Linked DNA regions of Homo sapiens: region 2 is linked to region 1. The links are chromatin loops, found by intact Hi-C in ENCODE. Cell type or tissue: PC-3. All regions are shown on one strand. Each heading gives the region's core, and the rest is flanking DNA. Links, peaks and the distances in the headings are about the cores only.

Region 1 (4,403 bases), core at 267-4,266:
CCCCAAGATACAGAATAGTTCAGTACTAAAGTGAATAATGTTTTTCACAGAAAACTTAAATGAGGCCACTTTGTTGTTGTTTAAAATTGTACTTTTTGGAGCATAGATTTAGCAAACAACATCTTGGCTTATTATGAAAGTAAAGGAGGCAATGAAGAAAAGGCACTAAATGTTGTGGAACATCTGTTGTCCCTTTAATGTGACCTGGCTCACCTGCTCAAATCCCATTTGTACCTTTTTCTTCCTTTTACATACATACTCAGTGCACTCCCATGAGTACTGAAAGCTGGTTAAGGACCCCTTGGCTTTCTGGGCCCAGGGTTTTTCATTTCTGTTTCCTTTTGGCTAGTCATGTTTTTGTTTCTTTAATGTGGGTTGTTTTCATTGTCTTTTTATTGGGAGGAGTGTGTGTGTGTGTGTGTGTGTGTGTGTGTGTGTGTGTAGGATCCAATTCAAAGCAGGCTTTGGTCCCGTACTTACCTGTTCTCTTTTCTGCATTTAGTATAACTGTGCATCAAATAGCTCAGCCTTCATGCTACATTAAATTTCTAATGTGAAAGGCTCGTGGGTTAAACTGAATGCAAACTTATTTAAAATATGAGTTTTTCTGCATCAAACCAAGGCATGCTGCGACTTGGTGGAATGTCTATTGGCTTCTGAGGTCAAACGCTTCAGGAAGCCTTCTCTGACCTGTCCATGAAATCTGTGGCAGCCCATGCTGCCCGAAACTCTTAAAGTGCAAAGAATGGTTGCATATGAAAGTTTTGTAAGCATGAGACCTATATTACACTCTCTTTTATCTTTCTCCAAGGCCCATTACTACAGTCTGAACACATACAAGGTGGTCCAGTAAATACTTGTTGAACTGAATGGAATAATGGCCAAGAGAACAAAACTGTTGCAAAGGGTGAAGGAAATGATGTTCAGGAACCATCTTGTGCCCCCATCTATCTTGCCCTCAGTTGTAAATATAAGGGGGCCTTGTACTCCTTCTCCAGAAAGCAGAAGAGTCTTGCTTTCTCAGAGGGCCTGAGAGCTTATGCTATAGTGTGAACAAAAATAAATATGTAAAAAAAAATGTAAAAAGGAAAAAAAAAGACAAATTTGTGTGGGGGTTAGAGCCAAGAAAAGATAAATAGCTTGGCAAGACACTGGCTGTGCTGTAGGTTCAACTTGTCTCCCAGAATAGGGAGGCACTGTACAGGGACCCTGCTGAACAAGCTGTTCTAGCAAGATGCCCTGGGACTGGCCCCGTGACAGTCAGTCCTCCTCATGAGTAATCTTGCAAATGCTGCTCCCACACTCCTACTTACCCATGGCCTGGAAAGCCTCAATGGGGCTAGGTTAACTGTTTCCAGGCCTGCTCTCCTGGGCTCTGGACTCCTGATGCTCTTTGGTTCTCAGGAGGCTCAACTGAAGAACCCCACCTACCTAGTAGTTACCCCTACTGGGTAGGTGTGTGGGTAACTATTGACCTACTCAATAGTTACCTCAGGATTTGCCAGTTTCTTCTCTTATCCCTCCCCTCATCTATTCCATTTTTGCCTTCCCCTGTGTTTGCTAGTCCCTTGAACAGAGGGCACATGGATATACAATTCTCTCTGATGACCTCCATGGAAGGACCTGTGGCCTACAAGTGTGAGTGTGTTGCTGGAGACAATGGGATAAAATGTGTGAGGTGAGGACTGAGCCAGAAAATCAGGGATGTTTGGTCACTGCAGAGGGGCCAAGAGAAAGAAGGTAAGGGGCAAATCTGTCAGGTTGGGCACTTTGTCTCTTACAAAGATTTGGACTCATATAGGAAGAAAACAAATAGTTAAAAGGAACATTTTGGATTCCCTAGAGATTTCTGTCTTCAGTGCTGCCTTGTTTCTCGGTGAGTGTGGATAATTGAAAGCTGATGTGAAGGCTTTGGATTTGAGAAGCACATTTCCTCTGAAAAGCCCAGAGTATCACAAATACATTACCACCTTTCTCCTCATAACTTTTCTGTCATAAGCCATTCATATAAAGTACCTACGAATGTTCCCATTAAACAGATAGAGATATGAGGACTGAAGGAGTTACCTGATTTGGCCAAGGTCACACATTGAATCTGTGCCAAAGTGGGCTGAGAACTCTGGTTTCTTAATTCCCACCGTATGAAAACATGCTGTTCCATGTAAAGGGGTTATTTTCTAGCTTTGATGTCTTTACAATCAACTGGGGTTTCTATTTTTCAGCCCACACTCTGAAACACTGGAAATACTGAGTTTGAAATGGTACTGCAATTTATCACCGTGCATTGTCGTCAGTCTCTTTCTTTTACAGGACAAAAGGGAATGGGTTGAAATTGCAGCAGGGGAAATACTCTGGGTTCGGATGTGGAAGGGAAGGGGAGGGAGGCAGTGTGAGCCAGTGAAGCCAATAACACCAGAGGAGATCATAAAATCCTTTTCAGAGATTTACAGATAAAAACCCCACCACGGCAGGGATTAGAGCAAACTGGACTGTAGGGGGCAGTATGGTATGGGGAAAAAGCCACCAAATTGGCTAGAATTCAAGAAAGCTGAATTTCAATCTCAGCTCTGCTAATAATTAGCTGCGTGATTCTGGACAAACCTCTTCACCCGTTGAGGCTGTGGTTTCCTCATCAGTACAAGGAAGATAAGCCTGGCTCACCTTGCTTACCTCACAGGGACAATGCCAGGTGGCTAGAATCTATGTGAAATGCTCTACAAAGAAAGGTGAAAACCTTATTCCCAAACTCACTTGCAAAGTACTTTATATCTGTACTGTCCAATAGAAATATAATGTGAGCTACTATGTTATTTTCATTTTCCTAGTAGCCACATTAAAAAAGCAAAGTAAACAGAGATTAATTTAAATGATATATTTTACTTAACCAAATATATAATAAATATTGTCATTTTAACACAAGTAAAAAATGTTACTGAGATATTCTAGATTTCTTTTCATACTACGTTTTTGAGATCTGGTGTGTATTTTATACTTACAGTACATCTCATTTCAGATCAGCCACATTTCAAGGGCTCAGTAGCCACACATGGCTGGCTGTTATCTTATTGAACAGGACAGCCTTATATTTTGTAAAGAAACTTCGCATACATTATTAGTTGGGTCTTAAAAGAGTAGCTATATGCATGTTCTTACTCATATGCAGAAACTAAAAAAATTTATCTCATGGAGGTAGAAATTAAAATGAATAATACCAGTGGCTGGAAATGGTGTGAGTGTGGGGTGGGGGGAGAGATGGAGAGAGGTTGGTTAATGGGTACAAACATACAGTTAGACAGAATGAATAAGTTCTAGTATTCGATAGTGGAGTAGGGTGACTACAGTTAACAACAATGTACTGTATATTTCAAAGTAGCCAGAAGAGAGATTTGAAATGTTCCCAACACATAGAAATGATAAATGTTTGTGGTCATGGATATCCTAAATACCCTAACTTCACCATTACACAGTCTGTGCATGTAACAAAATATCACATGTACCCTATAAATATGTAGAAATATTTTCTATTAATAAAAAGTATAAATATGACCATTGTCAAATTACAGATATAAAGAGAGGTTCAGTGACTTGCCAAAGTCCCAGAGCAGGGGCTGGGTCTAAAGTTTGGGTGTTCTGTCTCCAACACTAGGGTTCTCTTCCTTTCTGGTTCATTAGATACAGAGGTGATTAAAATCAAGTGCATTGAACAGATGATTTTCCATGCCCCCTTTATTTCTATGGAGTAATAAGAATCATCATAGAAGGAACCTGTGCCACTGGCTCCACTGGCTCTGCTTTCTGGCCACCCAGAGAGACCCAAACTATCTCAAAGTACTGTAGGGAAGGAATGGAGTCATCTATCCCCACTGGCCCAGCAAGCACAGGCAGGCCTAGTCATCTTTGATTCATCCATTTCCCACCTGATCCCTATTCCCAATCCATGAAAATCTTGTCAGCTGTTTCAAAACATATCTTGTAATTTAAAAGACACATTAAACAAATGTAATGTATTGGTCTTGTTTGGCCTCTCATTGAAACAAGGCAACTGTAAAAATATATATATACCTATAAGACAATCAAAAATTTGAATTCTGCCTTGTTAACTGATATTAATTACTGATCACAAATTACTGATGATGATATTGTCACTATGTCTTAAAAAGCCCTTACCTTTTAAATATTCAGAGGTATTTGTGATGAAATGATATGATTTGCTTCAGATTGGCCATAAATTGCTAATTATTAAAACTGTGTGATGGGTACACGAGGAATCATTATGACATTCTCTCTGCTTTTGTAAATGTTTGAAATGTTCCCTAATAACAAGGTTGAACATTTTTACATTTTGAATCTATCCACTTCTTTCCATTTCCATTGCTGTCACTATAGTCTAAGTCACCACCACC
Region 2 (4,403 bases), core at 200-4,199, 340 kb after region 1:
AGAAAAATTCTTCTATAATTGTAAAGATAGTTACTATATATTTTTTATCTGATAATTCCAATGTGTGAAATATTTAGTGAGTACTTTCTGTTGTCATATGTTTCTTTTGGCTTTTGCTTATGGTTTTTTTTCTTGTATGCTTAATGGTTTTTAATTAGGAAATCTCATCTTCCTTTAAAAAAATGATACATTAGAATTATTTGAAGTTTACTATGAAGGCATGTTTTTTCTACGTAGAGTCAGTATGTATTTTTGCCCAGCCTCTAGAAGGTCAATGCAGTCAGAGTCCACTCAGGTAATGCTAATTTGGATTGCAAATCTGGCCAGTTTGTGGTGAGTTTTTTAAGGGTTTTTTTTCCTGTACTTCTCTGCTAAGCACCAAGAGATCTTTTCTTCCACCTCCCTGGGTGTGGGATTGTGAGGTACATTTATGCGTGGTACACCCTTATAGTAAAAGAAATTATAAAACAAAACCCAAAAATTATCCAAGTTTGGCATATGTCCTCCGGGAAAAAGTAGTTTCATTGATCAGTTCATTTTTTGGTTTTCCCTAGATTTTGATTTGATAAATCCTACTGTGCTTCCCTTTGATGCTTTTAGGAAGAAGTTTTTACTTTTTTCCAAGCATTTTTTTTTTAAGTAAGCATTTCAGTCTGGATACCTAACTGGCCACATTATTGGAATATTTCTTATTTCTCTCTGCCATTATTTTGTAGTATGTGTCTCCTTGGAACACCTGAATCAAAATTACTTAGAGATGTTTATTAAAATTTCAGATTCTGCTATTCAACTTCAGCTTACTGGAAGAATCTTTACGATGGGTTGCTGGTATGTAAATTTTTGTGAGGTTCTTTAGGTGACCCTAATTCATACAGAATTTGTTTTTATTTGTACTTTTAAGTCTAATATCTGCTGTTTTAATTGTAGCAGCATGAGATCTAAATTTATTATTTTTTATATTTATTCTAGCACCATATGTTGAAAAATTCATTGTTTTCACATCTATTTGACGTCAACTTTTATCATATAGTAGTTGTGTGTGTGTGTGTGTGTGTGCACGTGCTTGCATGTGTAAATCTGTTTCTGGCCTTCCTATTTTTGTTAACTGAATACCATACTATTTTAATTATTGTAGTGTTGTGATGTGTTTTACTGTGTGATAATACAAAACTTTCCTTACTCATTTATTACTTTCTCCCACAATAAAAATTTAAAATATTACTGTAGTTTCATCATTTTCTTGCTTCTTTCATCTTCAGTGATTTCGAAAAATTAGTTTTTTTCATATGAACTTAGCCTTTTAGACTGAGGTACTTAATGTTCATTTTACTTCTTTGCCCCAATCAATTTTGTATTTTAATCATGCTTAGCATGGCAATTTTTCCTCTAGGTAGCTTTCTGTCTATCCTTCCAAGTTGAAGTCCAGGTATTCACTTTCTCCACAGAGCCTTTGTCAATACTTTCAGGCTCAAGGGAACTGTTTTTCTTAACTTTGATAGCAATTATTGACTATACCACTCATTTTTACCTGGCAAATCCTACAGAATCACAGAGAGTGAAATCTGGAAGCTACCTAAGGAGATCATATTGTCTATGTATGCCATTTTACAAATGAGAAAACAGCCAAAGAGTATGGAAATGATTTGTCCATGGTCAAATGTTTCAACTTCTGAAGTAAAATTATGATATACCGCTGTATCATTATTCCATTGTATTTTGATATTCTTTTCATATGTCCTGAAAATACCCAGTTACTTAAAAAATAAAATACCTAGTTACTTAAAAAAACAAAAAACCTAGACTGGAAGTTCCTTAAAGGTAGCACCTGCATGTACTTTTGTACAACTCATAGAACTATTATTGTGCTTGTGTTTATTAGACACCTAATCAATATTAATAGATGTTGGTAAAAAAACAAATTGTTCCATTAACCAGATGTCAAACTGGGGCTATCTCCTTGTGGGCGCCACTGTTATAACTGTATAGAAAGTGGCATCTAGTGGTTGGTGTGCGTATTACAATTGCCTGTTTTGTTTTAACCTATGAGTACCAGAGTCATTCTCATAACCTAGGTGGAATAAATAGACTATAAATTAAAATTTTAAATTGAATTTAAACACATTTATCTATAATTCACAACTGTTTTAATCTGTGCTCTCTCTAAAGTAAAGCTACATGTTAATAAAAAATTGCAAAAAATTATACAAAATTACTTGTAAAATGACATGCGAGAGTATTTAAGGTTTTGCTTGTTTATAAATTATATTAGGAGTTAGGGGCTATCGTTGGATACTGAGAAGTCAAAATGCAATTATAAAGAAAGGTCACATAGAAACTTGTTCATATCAATGAAATCCTGTCAGGTTATTGCTTTGCATTATTTTTAGGAGCTTAATTTGTATTTAAAAGAAGAAGATCTCTCAATAAAGGCTGAAGATGGAAAGCTACACTGTCTTCTACTCGCAACAACAAAAACCCATGCACATATATTCACATATAAAGTTCAGACATGCATTTCAGTGTCAAATGTTAATTATTCTTACATTAACAGCCATTTGGGGTTATCACTACTCTTTACCTCTCCATTAATGCATGAGTGTTGACAATATGCACAATTTAATTCAGGGACTACGACTGTTGACAGTTACTGTCTTGTGAACTTGTGAATCAGTATCTTCTTGTGAAACGGTATCTTCTAAATTTTATAAAATCCATAGTCTGGAACTTAAAATTTATGTTTGCAGAAAAATATTATATATTTTTAATTAACCTCTGTTTCCTGCACATTGTAATATAATTTTTTGTAGATGGGTTCATCCTTCCCATTAGAGAGCAATGATGTACTTTGTACTTCTACTTGCACCTAACATAACATAGTGGCTGTCACATAACAGGTGATCAATAAGTATTTCTTGAATTAGTTACACATGTTGGAGGGAGCTGTGTGTTACTCATCTTAGAAGTCTAGTGCCTAACAATTTTTCTGTCCTCTAGTAATATTCAATTCATATTTGATGAATGAGTAAGTCTGAATAAGCCTATTTAATCTGTAGTGTAGTTAGCGTAAAATACTAAAATCAGTATATAACCCCCAAACATCTATGAATAATAAATAATAGCGGCATAGCAGACTTTCTGTTTGACGTGTCAGGAGCACAGCTTTCACTGGAGCAGCCTCTTGTAGTGTGAGTGAGAGATTACTGCAACATCAAGCCATTGTAGTTTGCTCTTATAATCAGGAAAAGAGGTTTCAGTATGAAGGTGACTTTTAGTTGCAGCTGAGTGAGTTAGGAGTTCTGACCAGAAGGATAAGGTCAGTACTTTCAAAAGGGTTGAGGAGGGTACTTTGGTAGTGACTAGAGTAAAGGAAATCATGGAATGTTGAGCAGCAGGCTAAGGTATTTTATATCAAAGGCCCTCAAGATTGATGGGCATTATTTGGTATTTATGTCACATGAAGGTTTCAGTAACTCAGTCTGGTATCTATCTGATGAAAAGAATGCCACCTCCTTGTAAGTAAACACTGAGCTATCCATGTATATTAAACTAACTTGTTTTTCTAAGCAGTTCATTTTCTAAGAGTAAAGGATAGTACTGAATGGCAGAAGTCACATACTGTATTCTTTTCCTCTATAGGTTTTCTATTTTGGAGGAGGATATTTTTCTGGCTTGAGGACCTCAATTCCTAATATGATTGAATGCCTGTTTAGAACATCTAGACTGTGGGAGCAGCATTTATGGTAAAGCTGTTAGAGACTGAGCTATTATTAGTGATGAAGGAGTAGGAGCAAAGAAAAGAAAGAAAGGTGGTAAAAGATAGTGTTATATATTTTATGCTCCATGATTGCTCATGAATGGAGAGAAACAAGTGACTTGAAGTGGTAGGCATTGTTGTCTAGTTGCCAAGGTCATTGCTAATACAGAGTGAGAGGTAATTTTTTACAAGCAATGTTAGAAGAAAAAAAGGAGAGTTCCTGAGAGTTTGGACATGTGGCAAATCATATTACAGGGAAGTTGTATGAATTTCTTTTCCATTTTTAACATATTTTAGATTGTGCATACTGTCAACACTCATGCATTAATGAAGAGGTAAAGGGTAGTGATAACCCCAAATGGCTGTTAATGTAAGAATAATTAACTTTGAAATGTATGTCTGTACTTTATATGTGAATATATGTGCATGGGTTTTTGTTGTTGTAAGTAGAAGATGGTGTAGCTTTCCATCTTTAGCCTTTATTGAGAGATATCTCATTTTTAATGTCTTGTAAAATGATATTTTTCACTTTAAAATTATAAAAATTATGTTTGCTCATTTTGAAAAGTTAAGACAGAAGTGTATATAATAAAAGGTGCAAGCTTCCTGAGAGGTAACTGTTATTTGCAATTTCGTATATCTTTTCAGA

The links. Hi-C counts contacts between places; a loop is a spot of excess contacts. Peaks named below come from ENCODE experiments on the same cell type or tissue, not always from the same donor. Only the 100,000 strongest peaks of a DNase experiment are listed, where the experiment ranks them.
Region 2: a loop joins it to region 1, with 8 times the contacts of the local background. A loop is called at or near these places in 11 of 110 quality-filtered maps.

The regions. Positions count from the first base shown.
Region 1 is chrX:108,197,369-108,201,771 of GRCh38, forward strand. The region is part of intron 13 of COL4A6 (collagen type IV alpha 6 chain); the gene reads right to left. Among named protein-coding and RNA genes, the nearest start is that of ATG4A, 110 kb to the left of the region's middle. In PC-3, for the core only: a CTCF peak has its summit at 2,487 (motif pointing right); a DNase peak (open chromatin) is centred at 2,483.
Region 2 is chrX:108,535,226-108,539,628 of GRCh38, forward strand. The region is part of intron 1 of COL4A5 (collagen type IV alpha 5 chain); the gene reads left to right. Among named protein-coding and RNA genes, the nearest start is that of COL4A5, 98 kb to the left of the region's middle. In PC-3, for the core only: a CTCF peak has its summit at 1,984 (motif pointing left); no DNase peak of the experiment used is centred there; H3K27ac peaks cover 1,115 bases.